2 separate regions of the Homo sapiens genome follow, and region 2 is linked to region 1. Evidence: chromatin contacts called from ENCODE Hi-C or POLR2A ChIA-PET data. All regions are on one chromosome and are shown on one strand. Each heading gives the region's core, a stretch centred on a gene start or an enhancer-like site at or near the end of the contact. The rest is flanking DNA. Distances are from core to core; before and after follow the strand shown. Region 1 holds the start of MED26 (mediator complex subunit 26). Region 2 holds the start of SIN3B (SIN3 transcription regulator family member B).

Region 1 (6,774 bases), core at 1,088-3,587:
TCATAGTCAAGAAGATAACTTCCCAAATCCATCCACCCCATGTTAGTAGGACTCTGCCCAAGATCATCACTAAAGTCCCTGAAAATAAGCGGTATGAAATGCAAATTCCATGCCAGCTAACATAACCAGGGACCTATATAGCATTTCTGCATGTGCTAAGACACACAAAACTAAGATTTGTTCCATCCTCCTTTCTTCTGCCTCAAGGAACCCTTTAGATTAGAACCCTATACAATACTGGAAACTGTGAGGTCACTGGAGTGACCTAATCTACAACACTGTGATCGCCTGTCAAAGTGCCGCCTGATCCCAAAGCTCTCTGAGGTGGCATTAAGGATCAGTGCTAATATCTCAGCAACCTCTCAGACTCTCCAGAAGGAAAGCGAGTGCGTGAAATTAAAAAAATTACCTTCCGGCTCCACAAAAGATGCACAAGTCACCAAGGCTATTTTTTTCATGTCACTAGTTTTATCCTCTAATATTTCAGTCTTAAAATTGCAGTGACACCAGTTACTGCAAAAAGGACATTCTAGAAGGTTTTATATAGCTTGTGCCCACTCCACCCCCAAAGTCATAACAAAAATGTACAATATAACATTTGTTAAAGACAATTACCATCAAGTCAATGTTAATGGGACCTGAATACCAGGGATAAGAGAAGTACTTATATCACAGCAACCAGAGCCTTCGAAAAAACTCATAACCCTTCAGTCTTAACCAAAAATTGTATAAGCCAATGTGAATTATTCCCAAAACATCATCAGAGTGAAGCATATTGCTAAGAGTAATCAGCCAAGCTCATGTAAAAATGAAAGCAAAAACCCCTACGGTGAGAGAAACCTGAGTTACCTGGCCAAGCCAAAGATGATATTTTTCTTCCATTCACAGCACATTAAAAAGTGATCTCAATGGCCACTTCCTGGGAAGCAGGGCCTCCCCTCATACCTGGATGCTACTGCATCTTCCTACCGCCCTGCTCCTGCCGCGGGAAGAATGACCCCTACTGCCAAGAAACTCTTGGAGAAAATATGAGAATAGATCAGTCTTCCCCCCCACCCCCCCACCCCCGCAACAACACACACACACACACGGAAGGGGAGGGGGCGGTCCCTCCGCAAACAGTAGCCTCAGCAAAGGGGCACCCGAGGAAGCGACACTCTGGAGTTAACCCCGACAGTCTGGGTCAAAAACCACCAGGCTGAGACCCCCAGGTGAGGGAAAGAGCCTACTGAAACAGAGCTCTTGGGTAAACGGGAGAGAAAAGTCCTCTTTAATTCACTACCTAAAAAATGGAGCTCTGGCTTGGTCAGAGACGCAATGGGTACTGAGGCCCAGAAAGGCAACAGGAAGGATCCCACCCTCCCCGAGATCATCTATCGTCGGCAGCGACCCCAAGAGGGTTTTGGCAAAGGCGTGTCTAGTCACAGAAGGGAGACAGACTCTCCACGTACCCTAGGTACCCGGCCAGGGGCAAAACAGACTGGGGGTTCTCTCCGAAGCCAGGAAGGTGCTGCCAGCCGAGAGGAGGGGGAAGAAGGACTTCCCTGATCACCCAGGAGGCCAAGACATGGGAGACATAGGTTCCCCGAGTCATACCCCGGACACCAGTTGCTTCACAGCCCTTCTCCCTCCCCTTCCCGCTCCGGGAGGGCTTCCCGGGGGTCTCGGGTCCCGGAGGGAGGGCGAGGCAGAGAAGCTTCGTCCAGAGCAGTGAGGGTCGTAGAGCTGGAGCAGAAAGGGAGGAAAAACTCTAGCCTCAGCTCCCCCGTCTGCTTCCTCCGCCCAGGCCGCACGGAAGCCTCGGCCTCACGTACCGAGCGCTGCCGGGCTGCCCGACCTGCCCCCGGCCCGGGCCCGAGAAGCGAGAGGCAGGGATGGCAGCGGCCCTCGAGGGGAGGTGGGCGCCAGACGGGTCCCCCGAAGCCCGGTGGGCGAGGGGTACAGGAGAGGGGGAGGGTCCCGGGCCCATGCGGCCTCCGTCCCAGCTCGCGCGGCGGGTACTTACGTTGCTCTGGGGGTCGATGGCCTGCAGCAGCCGGTCCCTGATCTGCTGCGGAGACGCCGGAGCCGCTGTCATTGCCTGGGCGAGGCGGGGGGTTGCGGCCGGGCCAGCGGGCGGGCGGGCTGAGGCGGGGGACGGGGGTCACTCACTCGCCGGCCTCCGGGAGCCGGAGCCGCATGTTCCCCGCGGCGCCGGGGGGTTGGGGGCGCGCGGGGTGGCGGAGAGGGGAGCCGGGGCCGGGTCTCGGTCCCGGGCCGCCGCCGCCACCAAAGGAGGAGGAGGAGCCGCCGGAGCCGCCGCCGCTCGCTGCCGCCGCCTCGAGAACCAAACTCCAGTGAGCTGCCCCCGCGCGGAGTACTCTGGGTAGTCCGCGCCGCACGCAGCGTCGGCGCCACGCTGAGGAGGTTGGGAGATGGGGCGGGCGGAGACGCCAGGCCTGGGCGGGGCTGCCCGTGTGCCACGCCCCGCGCCTCCGCGCAAGCGCGCGCAGGCGCACTCGTCCGCCCGTGACGCCCCGCCCAGCCGCCCGGCCTAGGCAGCCGTTGGGAGGAGGTTGGGCGGGGCAACGGCCCCCGTCCAGGTCACGGGGCGGGGCTTTCTGACGGAAGCGCGCGCGCAAAGAGTCCTTGAACCCGGACGCTCGCAGCGGCTACCTCGGGGCGGGGAGGGCGGCGGGAAAATCCTTCCTCTGGGAGAGCCTTCCCGGCGCGTGACTGGGGGACGGGAGTCGCAGGCTGAGCAGCTGCCGAGTTTTTTGTGAGGGCGAGGGAACCAGACGTCCACGTTGTGATTCTGCGCGCAGAAGGGTCATCGGAGTCCGGGGGTGTCGCCGCGGCCCCCCCGCCCCTCAGAGGGTGTGGGAATGGGTGTGGTGGCAGGGCGGGGGTCTGCACCGCCACGCGCGACCCCGATCGCGAAAACGTGAGGCGGCAAAGCGCCTCTGGCAGAAGCCGCCCGCCGTAGCTGGGAAAGCCGGAGGTTGCAAATCTGCGTCTACGCGGCGGCTTCTCCACCTCGGCACCACTGGCATTTGGGCGGGATCGCTCTGTCTTCGGGGCGGGTCCCCCGATCTGTCGGAAGTTGAGCGGCATCTCTGGCCTCCGAAGCGCCCCCTCCCCCAATCTGCAGTCATTGCCGCCGTCCCTTGTGGGGGCACAGTCCCCCCGCCCCCCCACCGGCAGAGAACCCCGTGATTGAAAGACCCTTCTACCCGCCTCTGCCTTGAGATTCTGTAAAACTGAGATGCTCATTCTCTTAACCAAACACGTCACAGAGGAGGAAACGGAGGCCCAAGGTCACCTAGACTTCGGGGTTAAGCCCAGAACCGCAGATGTCAAGTTTAAGGGCGCCCCTCCTCCCTCCACCCTGTTTATTGCCTTGGTAATTGCTCCCCTCTCTCTGGGAGCTCTGTTGGAAATGCTCTTGTGAGACGGGATGGAAAGGCAAGCTCGGCGGCCTCGGGAGAAATCTTTTTTTTCCCACTGTTACAGGAAGACCTAGATTTAAAACAGGAGGAAGACAGCTGATGAGAACCACATGTGTGCCTTGGAGCTGCCCGACACCTGTTAGTCTTGTATTTGTTGTGCTTCTGGGAAATATTTTCATTTGCAAAAACGGCTGCTTCTGCACGTGGCTATGGTTGCGTGCTTCTGCACATGTGAAAAGTTTTACATCACACTTGGAGGAGAAAAGAAACACGGGCAAAACACTTGTCATTTACTGCTCCCAACCTCGCCCCTCCCAGAATGCGGTGCATTGTGTACATGGTGTACATGGTCCAAGTTGGAAACTGGCCCATTCGGAGATAATTCTCTCATTTCTGATAAGCAAAATAAGCAAAGCCTTCCTCAGGCATATTCTGGTCTTGCCTCTCTCTTAATTTCTAACTCGGATGTACAGTATCTTTTTTTTTTTTTAATAAAGTATTACATAGGAGGCAATTTATTTTGCATGGGTCAGGTTATTTTAAGAAACATTTGGGCCGGACGTGGTGGCTCAAGCCTGTAATCCCAGCACTTCAGCAGGCGGAGGTGGGCGATCACTTGAGCTCAGGAGTTCGAGACTAGCCTGGCCAACATGGTGAAACCCCATCTCTACTAAAAATACAAAAATTAGCCGGGCATGCTGGCGCGCACTTGTAATCCTGGCTACTAGAGGGGGCTGAGGCAGAAGAATTGCTTGAACCCGGGAGGCGGAGGTTGCAGTGAGCCAAGATCACACCACTGCACTCCAGCCTGGGCAACAGACTCTGTCTCAAACAAAATGTGGGGCCAGCCACGGTGGCTCATGCCTGGTAGCTCATGCCTGTAATCCCAGCACTTTGGGAAGCCGAGGTGGGCAGATCACTTGCGGTCAGGAGTTCGAGACCTGCGTGGCCAAAATAGTGAAACCCCTTCTCTACTGAAAAAACAAAAATTAGCCGGGCATGGTGGCACACACCTGTAATCCCAGCTACTCAGAAGGCTGAGGCACGAGAATTGTTTGAACCCAGAAGGCAGAGGCTGCAGTGAGCTGAGATCACGCCACTGTACTCCAACCTGGGTGACAGAGCAAGACTGTCTTGAAAAATAAACAAACATCTGGAAAGTACTCAACTTACCCACTTTTTAAAAACTAAGAAGCACTGACATGACTTGGTTCCTCAAGGGCACTGGCTCTTTTTGGTATCCCCAGTAGATAGAAAAATAGTATCTGTGGAGTAAGTCAATGAAAAGTTTCATCAAATACACGGTAGCGTTACACACACCCCCAGACATATGAATGCATTTCAGTTTCTACAGATCTGGTACACCATGGGTCTGGAGAGCTATTTCTGGAATGAATGAAATACTTCATAAAATATAATACTATATACACCAGGATACACAACACACACACGGATATTTAGTTTTATTCCACATTTAATGTACGTAAAAGGGTGTTTTTGTAAATGCAAAGATTAAATCAGACAGCCTCTGAATTGTAGTCTTGAAAACATTAGCAAGTTCTTTTAGGTCCAGGGTAGATACTGCAGTTCACTTAGCCAACTTTCTGCATTGAGACATCCTTGCCAGGGATCCTGTCAGTTATGCGAAGATGCGGCACGAGATAATTCCTCTTGCTGTGATGGTTCGTCCTCAATGACAGGTCCCTTATAGTATTTAGGTACAACAAGGTCTTTTGTGCTTGGAATGCCCTTGAAAAAGCTGCCTCACCTGTTTGTGAAGGGAACCCCAAAGAGAAAGGGAGAGGAAGGGCTGGGTGCAGTGGCTCACATCTATAATCCCAGCACTTTGGGAGGCCGAGGTGGGTGGATCATTTGAGGTAAGGAGTTAAGAGACCAGCCTGGCCAACATGGTGAAACCCCACCTCTACTAAGAATACAAAAATTAGCCGGGCATGGTGGTGGGCACCTGTATTCCCAGCTACTTGGGAGGTAGAGGCAGGAGAATTGCATGAACCTGGGAGGCAGAGGTTGCAGTGAGCCAAGATCACACCACCACACTCCAGCCTGGGTGACAGAGCGAGACTCCATCACAAATATAAAATAAAATAAAATAAATAGAAAAAAGGGAGAGGAAGTAGTTCAGAGTCCATGACTTGCTCTTGCCATGGGAAAAGGCAAGGAAGTTAGTGTCAGGAGGTCAAGTGCAGAGCATCTTCAGCCAACCTGGACAGTGAGGGAGTAGAAGGATGCTTCTCCCTGGACTCACTGCTGTGGCCTAAGCAGGAACCGGGATATTCAAGAGCACTGCAGAGGAAGCCGTGACGAGGCAGGTTCACACAGCTGTACAGGAATAGTCTTCCACAGCGACACCTTGTAATAGCCAGGAGCAACAGCAGGAATGCGCTCATCAGACATGTCAGAAGCAAGCCCCTGAGAGACAGGCCATTTAAAGCACAGGGTTACTAAACTTACCCTAATAAGGGATGTGAGGGCTCCAGGGATTAACAGAAAAAGCCAGTGTGACAAAAACAACCACCCTCCTTTGACCCCTATGTTTGCTTTAACAGGCGGGTGGAATTTTTTTTTTTTTTTTTTCGAGAGAGTCTCACTCTGTTGCCAGTCTGGAGTGCAGTGGCGTGATCTTGGCTCACTGCAATCTCCGCCTTTCAGGTTCAAGCGATTCTCCTGCCTCAGCCTCCCGAGTAGCTGGGACTACAGGCGGGTGCCACCACACCCAGCTAATTTTTGTATTTTTAGTAGAGACAGGGTTTCACCATGTTGGCCAGGATGGTCTCAAACTCCTGACTTCATGATCCGCCTGCCTTGGCCTCCCAAAGTGCTGGGATTACAGGCATGAGCCACCACACCCGGCCGCTGGCAGAAATTTTTAAAACCCTTTCTCATATATGAACTCATTCAACCCTATCAGTTATCTCAGAAGTACCTAGAGATGAGTTTCATAGTTCTGCTTGGCTTTGCACTAAGTCTTGTTTACTCTAAAAGTGAAACCAATTTAAATTGGTTTTGACTAACCTTGACATGTCAAAGATAGGTAGAAGACCTCAATTTTTTAATCCCATCTTCAAGTAGGGATGGGGATACAGAAAGGTTCCAGTTCTGAACGCAAGCCCCGGAACCTGGTTGGGGGGTGGGAATTCATGAATACAATACTTTAATTGCACTGTACAAACACAACACGGCTGGGACACCAACGAATGAAAAAAGTCATTAACTGTGAACATTTTTTTTTTTTTTTTTTTTGAGGCAGAGTCTCGCTTTGTTGCCCAGGCTGGAGTGAAATGGTGCCATCTGGGCTCACCTCTACCTCTTGGGTTCAAGTGATTCT
Region 2 (6,774 bases), core at 2,957-5,456, 200 kb after region 1:
TGAAATCCAAAAACCCTCTCTGGGGGGTCTGGATCGGGACCCATTTCCTGTAACACTGGGAGGCTTTGGTAAGAAACGGACTGTCCAGACATCTGGTGGCCACAGAGTGTTCAGTCTGCCTTCGCTGCTCTTCCTGGCTGGGAGCCACAAATCTTCCATGCTTTACTTTCTAAATACCACTCCCTTCCACCCACCGCTCTCTACTTCCACTGCTCCCATCCTGGTCTAAGCCACCATCGTCCTTTGCCTAAATGATGAAACAGCCTCCCTCCACCCTCCCTGGCTCCGCTCCAATCACTTTCCTGCAGAGCAGCCAGAGTGATCACTTTCAAATGCAAACCTGAACTTGCAGCTCCTCCGCTCAAAGCCCTTGGATGGTTTCCACCAGCGTGAATGCTAAAGCCTGAACTCAGTGCATAAGGTGCTGTGTGTTCCGCTCCTCTGGCTGCTCCGGGATTATCTTGTACTCTCTTTCTTCCCCTCCCTCTCTGCAGCCTGGGAAACTCGTCTTAAAAAAAAAAAAACTCTTGAAATGTACCATGCTGTCTCCCACCTCAAAAATCACAGCTGTTCGTGATTTTTCTCATGATGAATGCCTACGCATTCTTCAGATCTCAGCTAGAATGCCACCTCCTCTGGGAAGCCTCCCTCATCTCCTGCAAGACTGGGTTAGGTTTCCCTAGGTAACAGGTGGTATTTTCCAAAAATAGCCACAACATATTTCCTGTCCCACATGATACTCTTGGCCATTTGCCCTCCTCTTGAATTTAGGAAAAACTTTGTAACAGCCTGTATGGAAAGAATGCAATGGAAATGATTCTGCGTGACTTCCGAGTCTGGGTGAGAAAAGGTAATATGGGAGCTGGGTGCAGTGATGCATGCCTGTAGTCCCAGCTACTCAACAGATTGACGTGGGAGGATCCTTTGAGTCCAGGAGTTTGAGGCCAGCCTGGGCCAGCCTGAGACCCTGAGTCCCACCCCAACCCCTGCCATCTCCGGAAGAAGAAGAAGGAGAAGGAGAAGAGGAAGAAGAAGAGGAAGAGGAAGAAGAAAAAGAAAAGATGATATGATTCCCACCTGGCTCACACGCTCACTTGTTCTTAGAACGGTAGTTGTGAAGAAGCTCAGGCTGCAAGGAGACCACATGTAGGTATTCCAAGCAACGGCCCCAGCGAGGGTCTCGGCCTGTAGCCTGTAGCAACTGACATACATATGTGTGAGCAAACATTCAGGTGATTCCAGCCCCCAGACTTTGAGCCACCCAGCTGATGCCAAGGTTGAGTTATTCCTCCCAAGCCTGCCCAAATTGCAGATTGAAGAGTAAAATGAATGTCTCTTTTCTTTCTTTTTTTTTTTTTTTCAAGACAGGGTCTTGCTCTTGCTCTGTTCCCCAGGCTGGAGTGCAGTGGCGCAATCTCAGCTCATTGCAACCTCCACCTTCTGGGTTCAAGCGATACTCATGCCTCAACCTCCCAAGTAGCTGGGATTACAGGTGTGTGCCACCACACCTGGCTAATTATTGTATTTTTAGTAGAGATGGGATTTCACCATCTTGTCCAGGCTGGTCTTGAACTCCTGGCCTCATGTGATCCACCCACCTCTGCCTCCCAAAGTGCTGGGATTACAGCCATGAGCCACTTGCCCCGTGAATGTTGTTGTCATTTGAAGCTTCTAAGTCTTGAGCTGCTTTTTATTTTCTTTTACAGAAAGCCCAGACCTTACAATGTTTTTATTTTTTCTCTCCATTTTTCTTTCTTTTTAATGTTTTTGTACAGATGGGATCTTGCTATGTTGCCTGGGCTGGTCTCAAACTCCTGGCCTCAATGCATGCCCCCACCTTGGCCTCCCAAAGTGCTGGGATTGTCAAGGGCTCATTTGTTACACAGTCATAGCAACAGAAATTTAGGAACTGTTACATGTATACCTTCTCTTTAAAGTATTTGTTACATGTGAAACTTTACATTTGTGTGATTACTAGATTCCTGTCTATCCTGAGAGACTAAAAGCTCTTAACGGCCAAATTTGCGTTCCTTTTTACCATTCTATTCCTGACACTTAGCAAGGTGCCTGGTAAATGATGCACTCGATGCCAATTTACTCTCAACTTTCCTGCACCTCTTCACTTATAAAAAGAGAAAGCACTTGGTCATTAATTGAACGTTCACTTATTTGATGAATGCTGACTGAGAGACTGTGTCAGGGATTTGTATTAGAGACGGACACAAAACAAATATGAAATACAAGGGACTGAGGGGAGACATAGAAGGGGACTGGGAACACTTCCTGAGGGAAAGGGATATTTGGGCTGCGTTTAGAAGGATGTATAGGTGTTTTCTGAATAACAAAGAGGCATGACAGTACTTCTGGCAAAGGAAATGGTGAGTGCCAATGCTTGGGACCAGGAAGCAGCCAGGTTGGTCAGGCAATTGTGTGAAGTTCTGCACAGAGGCAGGCAGTTTGCTTGGAAAATCCTGCAGGAAAAGGTTCCTAAGGACCAATTCTGACAGCCTGCAATGTAGGTGCTTAGATTTCATCTCATTAGAAATAGGAAGACCTTGGAGGTTTGGAAGGAGTGGTGGAAAAAGTGGAGTTTTTTGTTTTTCTGTTTTTTTTTTTTTAAGAGATGAGATGCTCTTTAAAAAAAAAAAAAAAAAAAAGCACTGCTATGCTTCCCAGGCTGGGGTGTGCAGTGGCAAGATCATGGCTCACTGCAGCCTTGAACTCTTGGGCATGAGCAATCCTGCCTCAGCCTCCCGAGTAGCTGGGACTAAACGTGTGCACCACCACGCCCAGCTAATTTTTTCATTTTATTTTATTATTTAATTAATTAATTAATTAATTTTTTGAGACAGAGTTTTTGCTCTTGTTGCCCAGGCTGGAGTGCAATGGCGTGATCTTGGCTCACTGCAACCTCCGCCTCCCGGGTTCAAGCAATTCTCTTGCCTCAGCCTCCCGAGTAGCTGGGATTACAGGCATGCGCCACAAAGCCCGGCTAATTTTGTATTTTTAGTAGAGACGGGGTTTCTCCATGTTGGTCAGGCTAATCTCCAACTCCAGACCTCAGGTGATCTGCCCGCCTCGGCGTCCCAAAGTGCTGGGATTACAGGCGTGAGCCACGGCGCCCAGCCAATTTTTTCATTTTCTTTTTCTTTTTTTCAAGGCCCGGCTAATTTTTTGTATTTTTAGTAGAGACGGGGTTGCACCGTGTTAGCCAGGATGGTCTCTATCTCCTGACCTCGTGATCCGTCCGCCTCGGCCTCCCAAAGTGCTGGGATTACAGGCGTGAGCCACCATCCCCAGCCTAGAGTTCTTGATAGTATCAGGGCTGAGAAAGTACCAGAGTTAGAGCCAGGTGGGGTGGCACTAAAAGTACAAAAAATTAGCAGGGCGCAGTGGCGGGCGCCTGTAGTCCCAGCTACTCAGGAGGCTGAGGCAGGAGAATGGTGTGAACTCGGGAGGCGGAGCTTGCAGTGAGCGGAAATCGCGCCACTGCACTCCAGCCTGGGCGACAGAGCGAGACTCTGTCTCAAAAAAAAAAAAAAAAAAAAAAAAAAAAAAAGAAAGTACCAGAGTTAGGAGGCTCCTAAACTGGTCCAGATGGGAAGTGACGGGGCCAAGGATAGGGAAGTGAAGATGGGAGGAGTAGGACTAACTTAAAGGCCATTTAGCAAAAATTCACCACGCAAGGCCCTATATTAGGGCGCTGGGGGCTCATACCTCATCGTCCCGTCAACTCTATAAAGCAGGGGCCAACAAACTTTTTCCATAAAAGGCCAGATCGTAAATACTTCAGGGTCTGCAGATCTGTAGGATCTTTAGCAACTACCTACTCTGTTGTAAGGCGAAAGCAGGCAGAGAAGCCAGGTAAACGCGTGGGCGTGTCTGTGTGCTAATAAAACTTTATTCAGGGACCCTCAAATGTGAATTTCACAAACTTTTCACAGGTCATAGACTATTCTTCTTTGGATTTTTCCCCCGGCTATGTAAACATGTAAAAATAATTCTGAGCTTGCGGGGCCGGACAAAGTAGGCGGCGGGTCTTGGCTCGCCTACCCCTGCTATATAAATCATTAATTATGATACCAATCTTAAGGAGAAGGTCTTCAGAAGAGTCCCTCAAAGAGCACCGCCCCTCAACGTCATCAAACCCCGCCTCCAAAGGCGGAGGCTGCGCATGCGCGGCAGGACCTCGGGCGGGGGCGGGGCGGGGCGCAGCTCCGACTTCGGACATGGCGCACGCTGGCGGTGGCAGCGGTGGCAGCGGTGCCGGCGGCCCCGCGGGCCGGGGGCTGAGCGGCGCCCGCTGGGGTCGCTCGGGCTCCGCAGGCCACGAGAAGCTGCCGGTGCACGTGAGTGGCGTCCCCGCCCTCCCTCGGGGAACCCATCTTCTGGACCCCGCGGGCGGGCGCCCCTCACCCAGGCCCCGCCCGGCCCCAGCCCCACCTCGGCCTCCCCTCTGCACTGCCCCGGACCCCTCACCCCTCACCTCTCACCTCGGCCCTCCGAAAGCCCAGCCCATCCCCTTCCCCTCAGGGACCCCGGCCCCTCGTCCCCTCGTTCCGCGGCCAGGGCCCACCGGGACCCTCCCCCTCTCTGCAGGTAGAAGACGCCCTCACCTATCTGGACCAGGTGAAGATCCGCTTTGGCAGCGACCCTGCCACCTACAACGGCTTCCTGGAGATCATGAAGGAGTTCAAAAGCCAGAGGTACCAGCGGGGCCCCTCTCCACCTCAGGGGACCCCCCTGGGCCGGAATCGGGCCTAGCGGGGTGAGACCTCCCCTCTCCAGCCTGCCCCCTTAGCCGGGTGACCTTGCGCAGGTTGTCCAATCTCTCAGAGCCCTAGCTCCTTCTCGTAACAAAAATGGAAATGGGTAGTACCCACCTTGTGGAGCTTTGTGGGGATTCCTGGAAGCAGGACAGGGATCTGGGGGGAGGCAGGGAGGGCGAGGCCGTGCACACTCATAGAGTCAAATCCTGCCTTGATTTAATATGTTGATTTTTATATTAGTTTTGTTCATGAAAGATTTGGTGGGACCCATTTTGATTTTTATTTTCAAGCGCTGTAAAATGTTATTGTCTTGATGATTGAAATTTTTGGCACCCTCTTCCCCTTTAATCTTGTCCTCAAGATGCTTCTCTGGGCTCACTGTGGTCCCAGGCCTGCTTGGAAGTAAGACGCATAAAATGCTTAGTAAGGGAGCTGGCACACAGAAAACGTTTAAAACACATGAGATGATTTTGCAGGCCCAGAATCAAGGAAGATTACAGATAGATGGGAAACCCTGGGATCATGCCCTTGTTTTTATAGGAGACTCACTGAGGTTTGGAGTGGGTAAGGGACCCACCTAAGTGGCAGAGGTGTCACTAGAACTCAGACCCTCTGACTCAGATTCTTGGAAGTCACATGCTTACCATACTGCTGCCCCCTCTTAGGAAACATGGTGGGGCTGGCCTGGTTTCCTTCCGGGAGCCCAGTGCTAAGGGCTGGGCTGCAATGCAGCCAGAAGGGAGACCCCATCTCTCCCCTCCTATTTTTCTTACACCTTTCCCATTCTTGGCAGTACCATTGGTATTTATGCATTGCAATTGTTTGCTCAGATGGAAACCTGTGTCATAGTCATCTCTATCTGATACAAAATGAGGGAAGTTTTCACATTGCTTAGAGGACTTTGGCCTCCTGCCATTTCTTGGAGTCCAGGCCTTGCGGTTGGCTCTCCTGACATTTTCAGAACCGAGTACCCATTCTTGGAGTGTTTTAGGGGAGCTGAGCGATGTCAGTATTCTCTGGTTCTCACCAGGAGGGAACAGGGAGCTCAGGCCTAGCCAGTCAGGAGATAGGTCATGGTGTACAGATGCTATCACATGGGGGCACTTTTTTTTTTTTTTTTGAGATGGATTCTCGTGCTGTCGCCCAGGCTGGAGTGCAGTGGTGTGATCTGGGCTCACTGCAGCCTCCGCCTCCCGGGTGCAAGTGATTCTTGTGCCTCTGCCTCCTGAGTAGCTGGGACTGCAGGCACGCACCACCACTCCAAGTTCGTTTTTGTATTTTTAGTACAGACAGGGTTTCACCATGTTGACCAGTCTGGTCTCGAACTCTTGACCTCAGGTGATCTGCCTGCCTCGGCCTCCTAAAGTGCTGGGATTACAGGCATGAGCCACTGCGCCTGGTGGGTCACATTTTAGGTTCCTTTGTTGTCTGTTGAGAAGGTTTTTATGTGGCAGTATCAAGGGAGTGGGGAATAGATTATATTTTTCATTTATTTCCCAAGACCCTTTTGCCCACTTCCGTTGTTTCTTCTAGCATCGATACTCCTGGAGTCATCAGACGTGTCTCGCAGCTCTTCCACGAGCACCCTGACCTCATTGTTGGATTCAACGCTTTTCTTCCCCTCGGATATAGAATAGACATTCCCAAGAATGGCAAGTTAAACATACAGTCGCCTCTGACAAGCCAGGTATGCCACTACAGTGGTTCGGGTGATCTCAGCCTTCACCGAGTATGTCTTGCTACTCAGGTTGGGCCACGTGTCTCTCCTGTATCATTGCTAGAAAGCCACTTAAGATCTGTTCTTTTTCTAGACGTGCTCATTGCTTCTAGCACAAATCAAAATAGATATGGAAACACCTACACAAGCAGCCTCTGCCTCCCAAATTGATCTGTTTGGAAGATTTAAATCAAGAGTGGATGTCAGGGAGGTATCCTCCTAACGCAGAATTTTGTGTGAAGTCTAAATAACCACCTCAGCAGTTGCTGAGGTCTTGGCTTGAGGCTT

What was found. Hi-C counts contacts between places; a loop is a spot of excess contacts on that map. ChIA-PET counts read pairs that join two places held with the same protein, here RNA polymerase II (POLR2A). Pooled maps may share reads with other maps.
Region 2: a map of naive thymus-derived CD4-positive, alpha-beta T cell shows a loop between it and region 1 (19-fold over the local background). The contact joins the promoter of SIN3B here to the promoter of MED26 in region 1. A Hi-C loop is called at or near these places in 1 of 168 maps with a recorded cell type or tissue (naive thymus-derived CD4-positive, alpha-beta T cell), 1 of 37 single-sample maps with no recorded cell type and 11 of 50 pooled maps. POLR2A ChIA-PET finds 5 or more read pairs at or near these places in 3 of 52 experiments (AG04449, HCT116 and PC-3).

What each region holds. Positions count from the first base shown.
Region 1 is chr19:16,625,867-16,632,640 of GRCh38, forward strand. MED26 (mediator complex subunit 26) reads right to left here and starts at 2,338. Exons shown (of 3, transcript NM_004831.5): 1 at 2,006-2,338. The coding sequence starts at 2,077. LOC105372296 (a long non-coding RNA gene) reads left to right here and starts at 2,566. Exons shown (of 2, transcript XR_936361.3): 1 at 2,566-3,382; 2 at 3,493-3,942. It also overlaps a transcript of SMIM7 not described here. RefSeq lists silencers at 2,202-2,261, 2,362-2,621, 2,872-2,951 and enhancers at 2,466-3,397, 3,502-3,551.
Region 2 is chr19:16,825,192-16,831,965 of GRCh38, forward strand. SIN3B (SIN3 transcription regulator family member B) reads left to right here and starts at 4,207. Exons shown (of 19, transcript NM_001297595.2): 1 at 4,207-4,349; 2 at 4,600-4,706; 3 at 6,303-6,456. The coding sequence starts at 4,230. RefSeq lists enhancers at 139-816, 3,933-4,434 and a silencer at 4,175-4,354.